Regions from separate parts of the Homo sapiens genome. Here region 1 is linked to region 2. The links are chromatin loops, found by intact Hi-C in ENCODE. Cell type or tissue: CD4-positive, alpha-beta T cell. All regions are shown on one strand. Each heading gives the region's core, and the rest is flanking DNA. Links, peaks and the distances in the headings are about the cores only.

Region 1 (9,176 bases), core at 861-8,860, 45 kb after region 2:
GAATCTTTGTCCTTCTACAACCTTAGGATTAAGGGTTCTCTTATAAAAGGGAAGGAGGAAATGTCTAAGACATATGAACTAGAGCAACTTCATCCTGAATAGGAGCTGAGTAAAATAAGGCTGAAACCTACTGGGCTGCATCCTCAGACAGTTAAGGCATTCTAAGTCACAGGATGAGATAGGAGGTCAGCACAAGATACAGGTCCTTAAAACCTTGCTGATAAAACAGGTTGCAGAAAGAAGCCGGCTAAAACCCACCAAAACCAATATGGCCATGGGAGTGACTGCTGGTCGTCCTCACTGCTACACTCCCACCAGCACCATAATAGTTTACAAATGCCATAGTAACATCAGGATATAACCCCATATGGCCTAAAAAGGGGAGGCTTAAATAATGCACCCCTTGCTTAGCATATAATCAAGAAATAACCATAAAAATAGGCAACCAGCAGCCCTCAGGGCTGCTCTGTCTTTGGAGTAGCCATTCTCTTATTCCTCTTTCTTAATAAACTTGCTTTCACTTTACTCAGACTCCCCATGAATTCTTTCTTGCACAAGATCCAAGAACCCTCTCTTGAAGTCTGATTGGGACTTTTTCTTGTGACAGATTCTGCCAGTTTCTGTTCTTGGCAGGTTCCATTTCTACAAATTCCTCATCTCTACAGGTTTAGGATCAGAATGTTCCAGCAGGGAGCACTACAGCTGTTTCAATCTTCAGGGAGACTACTCATCTTGGGAATAATTCCTTCCTTTGTCCTGTCAGCATAATGTGTATGGACCCTGCTAAGCAGCACCCAGTCATGAAAGTGCTGCCACCGAGGAAGGTAAGGAGGTTATGACAAAAAACACAGAACGTGACCCTCTGAACAGCAGGAGAGTAGAAACCGTTCTTGTCATCAGAAATTTCAGAGAGGAAGCTCACTCACTGTCCAGCTTCCCTCCCACACAATGGAAGCATAAAAATGGAAACCCATTTTGCACAAGAAATTAGCACGTTGCCCCTCAAGAGAATTATATCCTATGTTTGTTTCTGTAGGAGTGTCTAAACAGTTAAAACCATGTACCATTCACAAAAATCTATACATAAAACATGAATGTTTAGAAAGTGAACACATATAGAATGATATTTGTTTCAATTTAAGATGCCAACCTGGATACAAGTACACATTCAGTTTGACTAAAATTGCTGTAATAATAATCTAAAAGCAAAACTAAAGAAGGGTAGAAAAAGGAAGGTAACAGATTCCTGCCATTGATAATGGAAATCATAGCATGTAAACAAAGCCAATCCTGCTTGGGAAGTTCACCCTGAGCCTGCAAGGAATGTGGGGAGGCAGCATGGGGCGCCTGGATGTTACAGGTAGTTAGTTAGGCATGAGTGGGGCAGGAGAGGGCTCCCTTCCCCCCACCGCCCAGAATGTCAGACAATCTGGTATTGATTCAGAGATTATAACGTTGCCTCTCTAATAATAATGCATAATTCAGCAGCCTGAGATAGGGAGGTACAATCTCTTGCTGATCCACAGCTGTTAACATTAAAGTGTCAATTGAATGCAGGCACCAAGGAGAAGCAAAGAAGGTTTCCAATAAAATCTCAGGTATTGGGCAGGTGAACCCAGGTATGTGCATTGAGAGACAAAAGGGTGGAGTACGACCTTCCAGGGACACTCCAACAGAAACAGGAAGAAAGCGTCAGATGGGCATGCATACAACTTCCTAAACACACTGCGCATGCTCACTTCCGAAGTGTAAGGAGGGCACTGTGCATTCGGGCAGCCTATCCTAAGGGGAGAATAATGAGAAAGGGGCACAAGATGGCCGCCTATGAAGCCCCAGGATCAAGGTTAAATGCCACACTTGCTCTTCAAGTCACCTGCTTGGATCTCTTCCAAGTGTTCTTTCTTTTCTTTCCTGTTCTAAAGCCTTTTTAATAAGCTTCTACTCCTGCTCTAAAACTTGTCTTGGTCTCTTTTTCTGCTCTATGACCCTCAGTGGAATTTTCTTCTGAGGAGGCAAGAACTGAGGTTGCTGCAGACCAGCAGGGATTCACTGCTGATAACTCAAGATACCTTCCACCAGTAACTTGGAGATGACACCAAGAGACAACACAGGCAAAGGAAAGTGTATTAATTCTGTTTTAGGTGTAGAAACTGGAGTGATTGGAAAATAATTCCTAAAAGAAATTGAAAAGTCAAATTGTCAAGCAGTAAGTTCACCATCACATTTACCATAAAGCATGTAGAGAAATGGAAATATTTACACATCATGGTTGAGAGTGCAGGATTTGCAGTCAGACAGTTTCTGGCACTTAGTAGCTTTAGAAAGTGACTTAAGCCCTCTAAGCCCTCAGTTTTCACATCTATAAAATGAAGTAAATAATATAAGCCTCTCAGAAGTGGGGTGAGGGTTGAATGAAACAATATGTGAGTAGTTTAACACAGAGACTGGCACTGACTTAAGAAAGTATTGTGATAAAAGCAGCAGTGGAGAAAATATTTTGAATAGCTGTATGCATGGCAATCCTTTAACCTCTTTATTCATGGCAACTCATTTAATTGCCACAACAAATATGTAAGGTAAGTACTTTTATTATTTCCATTGTTATGGACTGAGTTGTGCTACCTTCTTCATTTCATATGTTGATGTCCTAAGTCCCAGTGCCCCATAATGTGACTGACTATATTTGGAGATGGGGTCTTTACATCGATAATTAAGTTAAAATTAGGTCATTAGGGTGGGCCCTAATTCAATATGACTGGTGTCCTTATCAGGAGGTTAGGACACAGACATGCAAAGAGGGAAGACCAGAAAGAAGGTATAGAAAAAAAAAAATTGTTATCTACAAGCCAAGGAGAGAGGCCTCAGAAGAAACCAACTCAACAAATTTTAAAAGATGTATTTTGGAGAACAAAACTGTTAGAATATATTTAGAACAGAAAAAAACCATTTCTTCTAGAACTAAGTTGGTCTAAAAGTGCATATCTTGGTAAGGCTCTGTGAGGAAATGACCTAATCTGGAGAGAAGCTGCTGGGACACTCATCTGTGTGTGGCCTGTGGCTCACAGGGGCAGGTATTCTCAGAACGCACATGGGATAATCACCATCCTGGTGTGTCCAGGCTCTGGGAACAGGCTCTTCCTCGTGGCTTTCACATGAGTTTCCTGGTGGGCTATGTAGTCACTTTTCTGCATCCTTCTTTTAAAGGCTCATGAATGTCAAAGTAACACAGACCCTGAGATGAGGCAGGAAAGTTGTATCGGAATGTTTTCAGACTATCAACCAGACCAAACGTTCTGGAATCCATAAGATCCAGGGCTGGGGATAAATTTAATCTATTAATTATTCTTCTGAAGTTGGCAGCTTTGAAAAAGATGCCCTGAGTCAGCATAGTCATTCCAACCAAAAAGAAAAAAGGGAAAAAATAATCATCTTTCCCAACCCTTAAATCGTCCAGCACTAACCAGACTCTGAGACCCTCTGCAGCAGCAGCCTATCAGTGCAGCCACATCCTCTCTGAGCGGATATGACAAACCCCAGGGGTGAAGCGACCTAACCTATGAGCCGCCACACACACTCAAGATGCCCCAGACACCCTGCACTCCGATCTTACTCGTTCCTTTACTGTTTTCATCCTAATTGCCCTCTTACACATTTGACCACACATTTTTGGTCTTGGTGGTTGTATTAGTTTTCTGTTGCTACTATACAAATTGCCACCCATTTAGTGGCTTAAAACAATGCAAATGTATCACCTTACAGTTCCGTAGTTCAGAAACCAACATAGGTATCACCCAGCCAAAATCAAGGTGTCGGCAGATCTGGGTTCCTTTCTGAAGGCTCCAGGGGAGAATCGATTTTCTTACCTTATGGGTTGTTTTCCTCTATCTTCAAAGGCAGCACGTTCTGTTGCTCTGACCCTACTTGCGTACTCACAGCTCCCTCTAAACACTGCCGGGAAAGGCTCTCCACGTTTAAGGACCTGCGTGATTACATTGGACCCACCTGGGTAATCCACGAACTGCTTCCTATCTCAAGGTCGGCTGATTAGCAGCCCTAATTGCACCTGCAGCTTTAATTCCCATTTGCCATCTAACTGAACATCCACAGCTGTTACGGGTTGCAGGGATTATTAGCACCTGGACATCTTTAAGGAACCATTCAGCCCACCACTCCGATGTTCCACTAGAGGGCACTAACATATTCCTGTAATATAAACATTAAAATTCAGATAATGGTGGGAGGGAAAGTTTGATAAAATTGAATACTGTATTATCAATTTTAAAAACTTGATATATAAATATGTCTCATTGGGGTCTTTCAAAAGCTAATCATATAGTACAAGAAAATACATAAACTGGAGTGACTCTCAGAACTAAAATGGCCTGAGCGTAAGTGAAATAGAATTTGAAGTGAGGTGAGAATTCTGCAGTCTATTCCTGGGCTCAAAATCACATAGAAAAAAACAAAAAAAGGTTGCTTTATATTTAAAGGGACAAGGCGTAGGTTCTCTTACAGGGGTTTTTAGGAAATGGTTCATCAGTTTAGTAGGTGTTAGCTTAATTGCTTTTATCGGGATACTGTTGCCCCGGTTGGGTGGATGAGCAGTCCCTAAAAAGAGAAGGAAGAGAGCAAAGACCGAAAAAGTATGAAGGAGAGGAAGGGATGGCATGGCGTAGAATGAAATGCTTTTTCATCAAAATGCAAAGATGAAGGAGATGTTTCAGAGTGCCCGGCCGTCTAGAGGGTTCTGTTTACTTTCCATTCCCGCTGTTAGGGACATAGGAGTCTGCCCTACATTAGGGAAATGGAATAGAATAAGTTTCTAGAATTCCTAAATATGGTGGAATTGGGTAGAAAAGATCAGAGGGAAGGTTGTAGGGAGGAAGGGTGGGAAAGTAAAACAACTGGCTCCTACTGTAAGGCTATTGGAGCCTCAGGCTAACAGCATCATTTTAGTACCTTGGTTGAGGTAGAAAAGGAAACGAGAGCAGAATAGCCTCATAGTCAAAGGAACACAGAAGGAGAAACCACATTGCTGAGGAGAGTGAATTAGCTGGTAGAGGGACAGAATATAGAATTAGCTACCTCCTAAATCTTGAATTAATCTAATATGAAAAGACATTGGGAAAAATTATAATACTCTGAAGTGTAATTATGTACCTGTTCAACTTTGAAACACCACGGAATGTTGGGAAATCCAATATCCACTAATAGTGAGCTATGTGGACGCGAGTAAATTCTGAAAGATTTTGCTATTTGGATGTCAAGGTTTACTAAGTAACATGAAATTATTTACTTGCAGTGGGTTTTTAGAATGAAAGTTGTTTTCCCTCTCTTAAGAACACCCGAATTCACAGCTAGGATATGGAGGATTTGCCAGGAAAATGCAAACACCTGTGGCTGAAGTAGAGCCAAGCTCTCTCCCTACATTTTTTTCCAGAAAGCAGTGGTGAAGAAATAGAAAAAGAGAGAATACTCCTCTTAGATCAGAGCTAAGGTCCTGATAGCAATCACTCCTTTCTCAATGCATGGAATGGAAACTGTTAGAGCTGCACCTCTCACCATGAAGGGGTCTGGGGGCAAGGAACTCATCTCTGAGGTTTGAGAGTAGGCCTGAAAACCGGGAAGGGGGCTCCTTCTTGTCTGGAGATGATAATGATTTGGCAAAAACAATGACGGGCTCTGTGAGGCTCTACTTGTGGTAGGAAGCTTTTGGGAAGAAAGGGGTAGCCTCCTTCTATTCCACCATCCAGGAATACATTCGTTCCTACAAAGTACAAGAAGGATTCAAAGGTATACATGTGTCAAAAATCACAATGAGCACTGTAAATATATGCAATTTTTATTCATCAACTATACCTTAATTTTAAAAATTAAGAAAAGTTCAAAGGTGTTCGAGGAGGAAGGCATTCTGGGGAATCCTAGGAAAGTCACCTCAATGTAGGAAGAACATATTCAGGCAGAAAAGAGAGCAGTACCAGCAGCTGCTGGAAGATCTAAGAGAAGCTTGACACTCCTGGCCCCAAACACTGCCTGGCTACAACACGATATCCAGGGACAGATACCTTCCATGTACAGCAAGCTGTGGAGTGGCAAGAAAGCAAAGCACGTACCAAAAGCAGGCAGGAAGCAGAGCTGGCTGGTAAGGCTCTGAGGTTACTGCAGGAAGCAGGTGTTGCCTCTGCCTTTCACCAGCTTCTTCTGGAGAAGAACAGAGAAGGGGAAAAGAAGAAAGATGCTCCAGATACCATCTTTGGTGGAAACAGCTGCTAGCTCTAGCAATGATGACTAAGTCAATTTTGCTAAAGAGCAAAGAAGCTGTGTGTCTTGGATTTTAAACAGCAATAGACTAGCAAAATAATCTATGATGTGAATCTGAGATTTTACACCCTAGACTCTTTTAAAATGTAGTGACTAAAAATATATACCAGTGGATAAATGAAGTCAGGGATATACTTGAAATTTTTTCTGCCAGAGTAGAAATGACTTCAAAATATATGATAATGCAGCTTTCATGTAATCCCAGCTACTGGGGAGGCTGAGGCAGGAGTATTGCTTAAACCCGGGAAGCGGAGGTTGCAGTGAGCCAAGATCATGCCACTGCACTCCAGCCTGGGTGACAGAGTGATACTCTGTCTCAAAAAAAAAAAAAAAGATAATGCAGCTTTCAATATTATAAGCTTTATGTTCTCACACTTCTAAGTGATAATCAAATGTGTTACACCACTTTATACCCTGAGATCCAAAATACATAAATATTTGACAGTTTGTACAAGACTGTATTAATAAGAAAATGTGGCACATGTATAAAGAAAGGAATCTCACAGATTAAGGAAAATGACATTGATTACAAATGTCCTCAGCCTGAGTTGGCTGTGTTGCGTTTGTACACTTCAGCCCTCTGAGCTGAAGTGGGAGTGGTTTCTCTCCTGAAAATGTTTCTGAGGCCCAAATAGCTGAAGAGGTGGAGACGTTACAGAAACCACCTGGAGCCCCCAGAACTGGCAGACACCTGCCTGATGCTGCCATGGGCCCCCAGCTCCTTGGCTATGTGGTCCTTTGCCTTCTAGGAGCAGGTGAGTCCCAGAACACATAGGCAACTTTTGGCCTTATTTTGTAGGCCTCAGCCCAAGGCATCTCCTAAAGGCTTAAGCATTGGAGATCCCCTTCAGCGCTGCCTCTAACTCTGTCCCCTTCCTTTACAGGCCCCCTGGAAGCCCAAGTGACCCAGAACCCAAGATACCTCATCACAGTGACTGGAAAGAAGTTAACAGTGACTTGTTCTCAGAATATGAACCATGAGTATATGTCCTGGTATCGACAAGACCCAGGGCTGGGCTTAAGGCAGATCTACTATTCAATGAATGTTGAGGTGACTGATAAGGGAGATGTTCCTGAAGGGTACAAAGTCTCTCGAAAAGAGAAGAGGAATTTCCCCCTGATCCTGGAGTCGCCCAGCCCCAACCAGACCTCTCTGTACTTCTGTGCCAGCAGTTTATCCACAGTGTTGCACAGCCAGCTGCTCTCTGCACAAAAACAGAGGGTAGCTGCAAGAACAAGGAGACTCCTCCTTCAGGAGACCCCTCACCGACCAACAGGATAAACTTCCTCCATCATCCCACAGAAGCCCTTCCCCACACGCCAGCCTCAGGGACTCTGCAATGCAGCCACTCTGTGGAACCAGGGGTCCATCCTCTACCTGCTGTACCAATGAGGTTTCAAAGTTGGGCAGGACAAGCTCACTGAGTTAGGTCTAGTGCCAGGGTACACTCTCCCATCCTTTCTTCTTGTGGAGCTTAAATCTTTAAATTCAACTAAACTGTTGCCCAAACTGAAGACTCCATTTACAATCTAATGGGTCTCAACAATATTTGGTTCTGTATTCCAGGTCCTATTTATTCTGGAGGTTTTGTCACTTGGAGGAACACCATGTTTGGAGTTATTTATGAAACCCAGCACCTCCTATTTTCTTCCTCTCAGCAGATGGTCCAAATGCCCAAGCCAGAGATGCAAGACTGATCTTCACTCTCTCTCTGACTTTCTCCTTCCACACCAAATCCACTACCCTATCCTGCATTTTTCTAAGTACTAAATTCCTCACAAATTTTACTAACTTTTCTAATTTCACTGATCTCACCTGGATCACTTTAGCCACCTTCCAAGTAGCCACCCTACCTGCAAGCCTGCACCTGCTCCCACCCAAAACCACTCCCTCAAGCTTAAAACCCTTTGGTTTATTTCTATTAACTAGCTAAAGTCTCAAGTTTATGTTAGTTTGCAAGTCTCTCAGCCCCTCCATGATGTGACCTTTGCATATCCCCCACCTTTCTAACACTGACTTCCCTTATCCTTCAACTACCACAACTGCCTGCATCTACTCCAGAAACATCCCATTTCTCGCACATCCCCAAATATGTCCACTGCTGACTCACTCCTGGGTCTTTATCTACAATGGTCACTCTACCCAGAATACCATTTCTCTCTCTGGTATTCATCTGTTCTTCCAGCTGCTCTTTTTGTGCAGACTGCAGCTGGCTGTGCAGCACTGTGGATAAACTGCTGGTGCAAATGTACAGAGAGGTCTGGACTGGGCGACTCCAGGAATGGGGGAGATTCTCCTTCATAGACCAATTTAGAAGTCACTTCCTCCAAGACGATTGCCTTGAATCATTGACTGGATTATTTCTCCGCTGTGTGTTCTTCTAACAGCCTGAACAGAGCTAACACCAACACCGAGACACCACCATGAACTCACCAGCCATTGACTTCTCTGTTCTATAGCTTTTTGCCTCTTTGGAATAGGCATGTCATGGGTGCAGGTATGACGTCCTTGAACTTGGTTTGCTAGACCCTACATTAAGCCTTTTTCTGGTGGTTACACATCAGTATATTTCCTAAGTTCTCTCTTTTTAGCCACAATGTCCATGAATGCTGGTGTCACTGAAATTTCAGTTTATCAAGTTTCAGAGTCAGAATATAAAGTTCTATATTACAACCAGAATATGTTTTATGACCAATATGTGCTGAGCCAGACAAGAGGCAGGAATGAAGCTCCAACTAATCTATTTCTCAGTTGGTGCTTGGAGTACAAACAAATAGAGAGTCTCTAATAGACCTGTGTCTCTTGAGATAAGACTGAGCATTTCTTTTTTTTAATATATATATACTTTAAGTTC
Region 2 (9,176 bases), core at 621-8,620:
CGAATCTACATTGCTTTGGCCAGTAAGGCCATTTTAATGATATTGATTCTTCCTATCCATGTGCATAGAATGTTTTTCTATTTGTTTTTGTCATCTCTGATTTCTTTGAGCAGTGTTTTGTAATTCCTGTTGTAGAGACCTTTCACTTCTCTGGTTAGCTGTATTCCTAGGTATTTGTTGTGTGTGGCAATTATGAATGGAATCATATTCCTGATTTGGCTCTTAGCTTGTATGTTTTTAGTGTATTGGAATGCCACTTTTTAATGTTGATTTTGTATTTTAAAACTGCTGAAGTTGTTTATCAGATCAAGCAGCTTTTGGGCAGAGACTATGGGGTTTTCTAGATATAGAATCATGTCATCTGCAAATAGGGATAGTTTGACTTTCTCTCTTCCTATTTGGATGTCTATTTCTTCCTTCTGCCTGATTGCCCTGACCAGGACTCCCAGTACTATGTTGAATAGGAGTGGCGAAAGAGGGTATCTTTGTCTTGTGCTGGTTTTCTTTTTATACTGGCTCTTCACAAGGCTATATATATTCTTTAGTTAAAAGTAGACATCTCGATGGACCAGTGACTATCACCCTATTAATCAGTCATGGGAGCACTGCCGTGCATTTGGTATTTTAACTTTCGGGTATGCTATCACATCACAGAAGGCCTGGTCCCCTCCCCATCACCTGCAGCCGGACCTGTCTTTGATTCCTACCAATCACCTATATTAATTGTGCCTAAATTCAATATTCCGACAGGGCATAACTACCCTAAGGTGCTAATTAATTCATGCTTGAAGGACATAACAGTAATTAACAGACAAACACATACAACCGCTCCCCTTATTGGACTTTTAAAATGAAAATCTGCAACACTCCCCTGCCCCATCTCTGACTTCATCAACCCAGGAAAAAAGACACCTTGCCAAACTTCAAAAACAAGTAAGCCTTAATTCAACTCTGCCAGAGCCCAAAATATTTGTATTTTAGCTTTGGGTATCCCCAACAGCTACCCCTCAACTAATGCAAATTTTTTTAGGAAACTAACCCCTCACCAATCTAATTCTACTTTTACAACAATTATATCTAACACGCACGCCCATCCATTACTAAGCCCATATCCTAAATTTACACACCCCGAAAGGCATCATCTGTCACCTTGTACTACACCAACCACTCGCGAGTACTAAAATCTACTCCACCAACTCCTGCTAACTCAACTTTAAATCCCTGAACCCTACAACTGTGCATATTGCCTGTATCTTCTTCTATACTCCAATTTTGCACTTAACATATATACAGTTAATGTAGCTTAATTATTTAAAGCAAGACACTGAAAATGTCTAGATGGGCTTATACAGCCCCATAAACAGACAGTCTTGGTCCTGGCCTTTCTATTAACTCTTAGTAAGATTACACATGCAAGCATCCCCATCCCAGTGAAAGTACATCTAAATCACCTTGATCAAAAGGAGTAAGTATCAGGCACGCACAAATGCAGCTCAAAACACGTTGCTCAGCCAAACTTCCACGGGAAACAACAGTGATAGACCTTTAGCAATAAACAAAAGTTTAACTAAACTATACTAATATCCAGGGTTGGTTAATTTCATGCCAGCCACCGCAGCCATACAATTAACCTGAGCTAATAGAACTCAGCATAAAGAGTGTTTTAGGTCTATCCTTAATAAAGCTAAGCTTCATCTCAGTTGTATAAAACCCGGGCTGAAATAAAATAAACTATGAAGGAGGCTTTAATACTTCTGAAGACACAATAGCTAAGACCCAAACTGGGATTAGATACCCCACTAGGCTTAGCCCTAAACTCCAATAGTTAAATCAACAAAACTATTCCCCAGAACACTACAAGCAATAGCTTAAAACTCAAAGGACTTGGCAGTGCTTTATATCCCTCTAGAGGAGCCTGTTCTATAATGGATAAACCCCAATTTACCTCACCACTTCTTGCTCAGCCTATATACCATCATCTTCAGCAAACCCTAGTAAAAGTCACAAAGTAAGCACAAGTATCTACATAAAAACATTAGGTCAAGGTGTAGCCCATGAGGCGGTAAGAAATGGGCTACATTTTCTACACCCAGAAAATCTCACAACCCTTATGAAATCTAAGGGCTCAAGGAGGATTCAGCAGTATATTAAGAGCAGAGTGCTTAATTGGATGAGGCCATAAAGCACACACACAATGCCCATCACCCTCCTCAAGTATCACTTTAGAGATTAGTTTAACTAAAATCCCTACATATTTATATAGAGGAGACAAGTCGTAACATGGTAAGTGTACTGGAAAGTGCACTTGGATGAACCAAGGTGTAGCTTAACACAAAGCATCTGTCTTACACCCAGATTTCACCATAATTTGACCACCTTGTGCCAACTCTAGCCCTAAACTTAACTAATAGTACTACCGAATAACCTTAATCAAACCATTTACCCAAACAAAAGTATAGGCGAAAGAAATTTTACCCAGGCGCAGTGGACGTAGTACTGCAAGGTAAAGATGAAAAAGTTAACCAAGAATAAAATAGCAAGGATAGACCCTTATACCTTCTGCGTAATGAATTAACTAGAAATAACTTTACACAGAGAACCAAAGCCAAGGCCCCCAAAACCAGACGAGCTACCCAAGAACAGCTAAAAGAACACACCCATCTATGTAGTAAAATAGTGGGGAGATTCATGAGTAGTGGTGATAAGCCTACTGAGCCTAGTGATAGCTGGTTGTCCAAGATAGAATCTTAGTTCAACTTTAAATTTACCTACAGAGCCACTTAATCCCCCTGTAAATTTAACTGTTAGTCTAAAGAGGGACAGCTCTTTAGACATTAGGAAACAACCTTCATGTAGAGAGTAAAAAACATTATCCCCATAGTTGGCCCGAAAGCAGCCATCAATTAAGAAAGCGTTCAAGCTCAACATCCAACCACTCTAAATTCTAATCACACCACTGAACTCCTAACACCACATTGGACTAATCTATTACTTTATAGATGCAATAATATTAATATAAGTAACATGAAATATTCTCCACTGCTTAAGCCTACATCAGACCAGAATAACCCACTGACAAATTAACAGCCTAATATTAATAAACAACTCAACAAATTTATTATTACCGATACTGTTAATCCAACACAGGCATGCTCTAAGGAAAGGTTAAAAAAAATTAAAAGGAACTCGGCAAATTTTACCCTGCCTGTTTACCAAAAACATCACCTCTAGCATTATTAGTATTAGAGGCACCACCTGCCAGTGACATATGTTCAACGGCCACAGTACCCTGACCATGCAAAGGTAGCATAATCACTTGTTCCTTAAATAGGGACTTGTATGAATGACCCCACGAGGGTTCAGCTGTCTCTTACTTCCAACCAGTGAAACTGACCTGCCTGTGAAGAGGCGAACATGAATAAATAAGATGAGAAGATCCTATGGAGCTTTAATTTATTAATGCAAACAAAGCTCAGATAAGCCCACAGGCCTTAAACTACTGTCCCTGCATTAAATATTTTGGTTGGGGTGACCTCGGAGCATAATTTAACCTCCGAGCAACCTATGCTAAGACTAAACAAGTTTAAGCGAATTACTATACATATATTGACCCAATAATTTGATCAACGGAACAAGTTACCCTAGGGATAACAGCGCAATCCTATTCTAGAGTCCATATTGACAATAGGGTTTACGACCTCGATGTTGGATCAGGACATCCTAATGGTGTAGCTGCTATCAAGGGTTCATTTGTTCAATGATTAAAGTCCTACGTGGTCTGAGTTCAGACCGGAGCAAGCCAGGTCTGGTACATGTGTATTTAAGTCCTCCACACCTCCCATCTATAAGTCTTTTTAAAACAAAGAAAATATGTTTGGTTAAGAGAAGGCTGGAAATGAGAGAGGGAGTTTTACTGGACAAAAAATGTATAGAGACTTATGTAACAATTATTATCTGATATTAATATCTGATGGTAATACATAATTGATTGAGAACTAGGGTGAAGTGACATAATCCCAAACATACATGGGAGAACGTTCGGGGAAATCAAAGCTGTTTTTCTTAATGGAATCTGAGTTCTGAGAAAGAAGACATGCAAAGGAGGATGCAAATATATGAAAATATATGAAATATTTGTTGTTTTAATTGTTAACACAAATTTATATACTCATATATTTGAGTCTAATTAGAATATTTAATAAGTTAAGTTTATGCCTGGAGTCCTAGTTTTAGTATTACAGGCAAAGAAGCAGAGTTAGAAGGAAGGAGGGGAATGAATTATGCATGCTGTATTTGAGGGCCTTTGGAACTTCCGAATGCTGGTAGAGTACACAGTTGGCACTCTGTATCAATGGGGTCCTCATTTGCAGATTTAGTCAACCTCAGATGAAAAATATATTTTAAAAATTACAAAATAACAACACAACAAAAAAAATACAAAATCTAAAACACTGAGGTATACCAACTATTTGCATGGCATTTACATTGTATTAGCTATTATAAGTAATCTAGAGTTGATTTAAAGTATACAGGAGGATGTGCCTAGGTTATATGCAAATACTGTGCCATTTTATATAAGAGATTTAAGCATCAGTGGATTTAAACTAATCCCCCATGAATACCGAGGGACCACTGGGTTGAGAACATGGTGCTGAAGCTCATAAAAAGCCCTTGCTGTGGGATTCTGACATAAGACACTGCATAAAAGCTCAACACACATGCCCTATAGTCAGTGTCCGTGATTCTCTGGAATCAAACTCTATTCTGTGAAAACAGGAACCGTGATGGTACAGGCTATTCTTGGCAATGGGAAATGAAACCTCAGAGGTAATCCTACTTCCATGTGGTGCAGAGCCCTGAGCTAGGAGATGTTTATCACTGTTTGGGAAACCAGAACCCTCAGCCTTTCTCCCTTCTGCCTCGCCTGAAGACAGGTGAGTCCTTTGCCATAATATGAAGTCTTAATTTAGCATTGCCACATTCTGGTTCCAGATCTTTCCCTCCTGGCTGAATATTAAGATTGCATTTTGTCTCTTGTCTTTCTTGGTATCTCTTCCCTATGCAAACTTCATGGACACTGGAAGGACTACAAAATCCTGAAAATCAAGAAACCTCCATTGAGAAAGGGGGTTTTACTAGAACAAAAATGTGTAGAGATATATACAAAAATTATATATAATAATGTCTGTCTCTGTAATTATTCACACTTAGCAATTCCCAGCACCTTCTCCAGAGGACTTCCCTAACTAAACAAGAAAGGTAGTCTTTGGGGAAAGTGTTTTCATCAATAAAAGACAAGCTATGTGTGAGTTATTCCTGCACTGGGCAGCAAGGAGTGGGTAGTTACCTCTGCCTTCGAGTACCCCTTCATTTGACTAGGACCTGAGACTCTCTCATATCTACTTCCAAGCCCAGGTTGAGCACTTCTTTTCTTTCCTTTCTTTAGTTGCTTCTACTGTGAGGTATAGATTTTACATCCAGTCACTGCTGAAGACTTTCATCAACTCATCACTCATCCTTCAGTCATCTCACACTGAGAACAACTGGGAGCCTCCCGTTTTCCTGTTTCTTTAACATTTGTCAGAATCTCCCCAAACCTCTAACACCTTTTTTTCAGCAGGGGGCAGTAAAATTCAATTTATTTTTTCTGTTCTCAGCACTTACTATTAAGACCAGATTTCATAGTAAAGTCTAAGGCCAAATCTCATTAATGATTTTAATGGTTACTTTTGTCTTAAAGGAGCCCCTGATAGGACAAGAGTATTTCAGGGTTTGGTAAATCAAAACTGTTATATTCCTTCGTGACACATGACAGAGGAAGAGTAAGCAGGGGCCCACATGTGTTACATGTAAATACATACAGACTTGAAGACATGGTGTTCAAATAGTAGAGATATAATAGTAAAAACCCAAAGCCTATGTCAGCATCATGTGAACAAAAATTTTAGTAAATACCAACTGTAGATCTTAGTGAACTAGGGCAAAGGAAGTGGACAACACTGGGAGAAATTCTGGGATTAATCTTTGTATCTCACAATCAAAACCAAAGACTTTTCTGTTAAGAAGAAATGGGGGAAAGGGCGGAGGGAGAATGGCACTTGGTTTAGACATTGTTTACTGCAGCAGCACCCAAACCATTTGTAGCAGTATTACCAAAGCATGTATTGGATTATATTTTCTGTTCTGTCATGATTGATAGTGCAATTAAAGGCAGATGGACTAAAATCATCCTAGGCAAAGGCTAAGTTGATAAAGCTGATAAAGCCTGAACACCAAGTCAGTGAAAAATGAGACTGAGAAAGTTATTATCACACAATAATAACACCATTCTGAGGACTCAGTGAATTCCAGTTACTGCTCCAAGCTCTTTACATGTGTCTATATAAATAGATTGCCCCGTTTAATGCTCACAAGTTCTCCTGCTCCTTGTCTGATCAAGCCACGCTGTTCACTGGTTCCCTCTTCTGCATGTTCTTCTCTCTTGGGTTTGCAGAGTTCATTCCTGTTCATCCTTCAGAACCCAACTCAAATGCCACTTCCTTTCCCAACCTTTTTAATTAGGTAAAATCTTGCTATTACAGGCACTCAAAGCTATGTAGTTTTTATGTTCATAGCTTACAAAACAGTTGCAATGGAATGTTTTGTAAGAATATTAAAGACTTGAGTTAAGATAAGCAAAGCATCAAGCCTACTTTGGATGAGGGAAGTCAACAAAAATATTACTCATTTGATGGGTTAAAAGGATATAGATGAAACTGTTTCAACAGGATGGCTGTGGGACCCAGGAAGTTTGCAGGGGCTGTGTCATCACACACACACAATGACATTATCAAGAGCCCATCCTGCTTCCCCACTACTGGGAGACATCCTCTCTAGCCCCAACTGTGCCATGACTATCAGGCTCCTCTGCTACGTGGGCTTTTATTTTCTGGGGGCAGGTAAGTCATAGACACAGTTCATTCCAAAATCTAGAAGGAATAATTCCTCTGTGTTGGGTTTGTGCCTGGCTCAGCATCAAAGTCCATCGTGAACTCTGTTACCAATTTTTGTCTCTTCCCATAGGCCTCATGGAAGCTGACATCTACCAGACCCCAAGATACCTTGTTATAGGGACAGGAAAGAAGATCACTCTGGAATGTTCTCAAACCATGGGCCATGACAAAATGTACTGGTATCAACAAGATCCAGGAATGGAACTACACCTCATCCACTATTCCTATGGAGTTAATTCCACAGAGAAGGGAGATCTTTCCTCTGAGTCAACAGTCTCCAGAATAAGGACGGAGCATTTTCCCCTGACCCTGGAGTCTGCCAGGCCCTCACATACCTCTCAGTACCTCTGTGCCAGCAGTGAATACACAGTGCTACATGGATACCGACACTCCGCACAGAAAGGGTCGCCTCTAATGTGAGGACATCTTGCCTCCAGAAACCTCATCTTAAACTACAGAAACCCCTACAAATCTTCCCAGACTCCTCAGCCTTGAGGGACCAGTGTGCTTTAAGTAACAGTCTGGACTAAAGACTATCTCTGGCTCAGTCTCTAACAAGCTGAGAAATGACCCAGCCCCACAGTCATCCTAGCTGACTTTTTCCTTGCATCTAGTTGTTGTTGTTCAATTGAGCTTGCACAAATTTTATCCTTCAAGATAAATGCGATAATATTTGACAGTTACCTTATGGCTAGCTGAAGAAAGTCTTTGTCAGCTAAGAAACAGGAAAAGGATCCTTTGACTTTCTACACAGGCTGTCTTTATCTCTGGTTCATGGTTTCTTCCTCATGTTAAACTTGTTCCTTCATACACAGCCACACAAAGTCCCTGCCCTTTCCTGACCCCAGTCCTGCACCTGACGGCTTCAGTTCCTCAATCTATGACTTTGAACTTAGAATAAAATTTTATTTTCACTTGAAATAAGTGATTAATGATTATTTTCACTAATATCCCTCTAAATAAATGTAATTTTAGCTATATCTGCATGAGGCCTAAGGAAAAGAAAAGGCTCCAACTTTGGCAAAGAATAGTCTTTAACAATGTCCCTGGATTCAGCCCTAAATCTCTTTGGAGACTACCCTTAGCATTGGAAGACTATCCCACGGCTAGGTGATTCTTCTGTCTTGGATATGCTGAATCTCAGGGAAGTGTTCTCTATCCACATGAGATCAGACCTGGGACCCTGAATAGATTTATTTTTCACAGAAGTATAGACTGCTGTGGGGCCCTGGGTGCTGAGCTCAGATGTGAAATCTCTGTTTTGAGGTTACCAAAAAGTAAAGTCACAGAGTCTCTGTCCTGGTTTTGCCTCCTTAAAAAGTAGCTTTAATATGTTAGAAAAGAATCTAGAAAACATCATACATATTTTATTATAAAAGTCATTTCTTGTTCATTCTTCTTTTCTGTTTGTTTTCTACGATACTAGCCATTCCTCACTCTTCTTTGTAGGCTCTTTCTATTCTCATTTTCCTTATTTTGACCTTATTTCTGGACTTTTTGTTCTTTTCCTCTTAACCTATACATACATCTTAGACAATATCATCCAATCTATTTCTTGAAGCATATGTCTCATTAGTTTCAAACTTATTCTCTAGCTGCCTACTAGATATTTCCACCTCTATATTTCATAGGCTCCTCAACTCAGCTTGTCCCCAACAGAGTTCATCATCCTCCCAATAGCATATCCTCTTTTGGAGACACCATCATCTTGGGAGGCTCATCTCCAATGGTCAGGTGTCCTTAGCAAACACCTAGAAGATTAACAACCCTCCTTACTGAACTCTTAGCCTCGTGCCTTACCCTTCTGGCCTTCTTGCAAAAGTGATATGCATCAGAGAGTTGGCCCTCTGTATTCATGAGTTCCACATCCCTGGATTCAACCAACCACAGATCAAAAATATTTTTTTCAAAAATCGTGTCTATACTGAACACATACAGACTTTTTTCGTTGTCACTATTCTAAACAATACAGTATAACAACTATTTACATAACATTGCATTGTATTTGGTACTATGAATTATTTACAGATGACTTAAAGTATATGGGAGTATATGCATAGATTATATGTAAATACTAAACCATTTTTTATCAGGGACTTGGGCATTTGTAGATTTTGTTATCCTTGGGAGGTCTTGGAACCAATTCACCAAGACACTGAGGGATAACTGTAGACAAATATGATC

The links. Hi-C counts contacts between places; a loop is a spot of excess contacts. Peaks named below come from ENCODE experiments on the same cell type or tissue, not always from the same donor. Only the 100,000 strongest peaks of a DNase experiment are listed, where the experiment ranks them.
Region 1: it touches region 2 in a loop (1.9-fold over the local background); 12 of 110 quality-filtered maps call a loop at or near these places.

The regions. Positions count from the first base shown.
Region 1 is chr7:142,708,362-142,717,537 of GRCh38, forward strand. It overlaps TRB, the pseudogene TRBVB and TRBV27. Among named protein-coding and RNA genes, the nearest start is that of PRSS1, 37 kb to the right of the region's middle. In CD4-positive, alpha-beta T cell, for the core only: CTCF peaks have their summits at 4,158 (motif pointing right) and 4,358; DNase peaks (open chromatin) are centred at 1,730, 3,550, 4,160 and 6,180; H3K4me3 peaks cover 3,566 bases; H3K27ac peaks cover 1,790 bases.
Region 2 is chr7:142,663,888-142,673,063 of GRCh38, forward strand. It overlaps TRB, the pseudogene MTRNR2L6 and TRBV25-1. Among named protein-coding and RNA genes, the nearest start is that of PRSS1, 81 kb to the right of the region's middle. RefSeq lists silencers at 3,230-3,524, 7,697-7,897. In CD4-positive, alpha-beta T cell, for the core only: a CTCF peak has its summit at 5,615 (motif pointing right); a DNase peak (open chromatin) is centred at 5,634.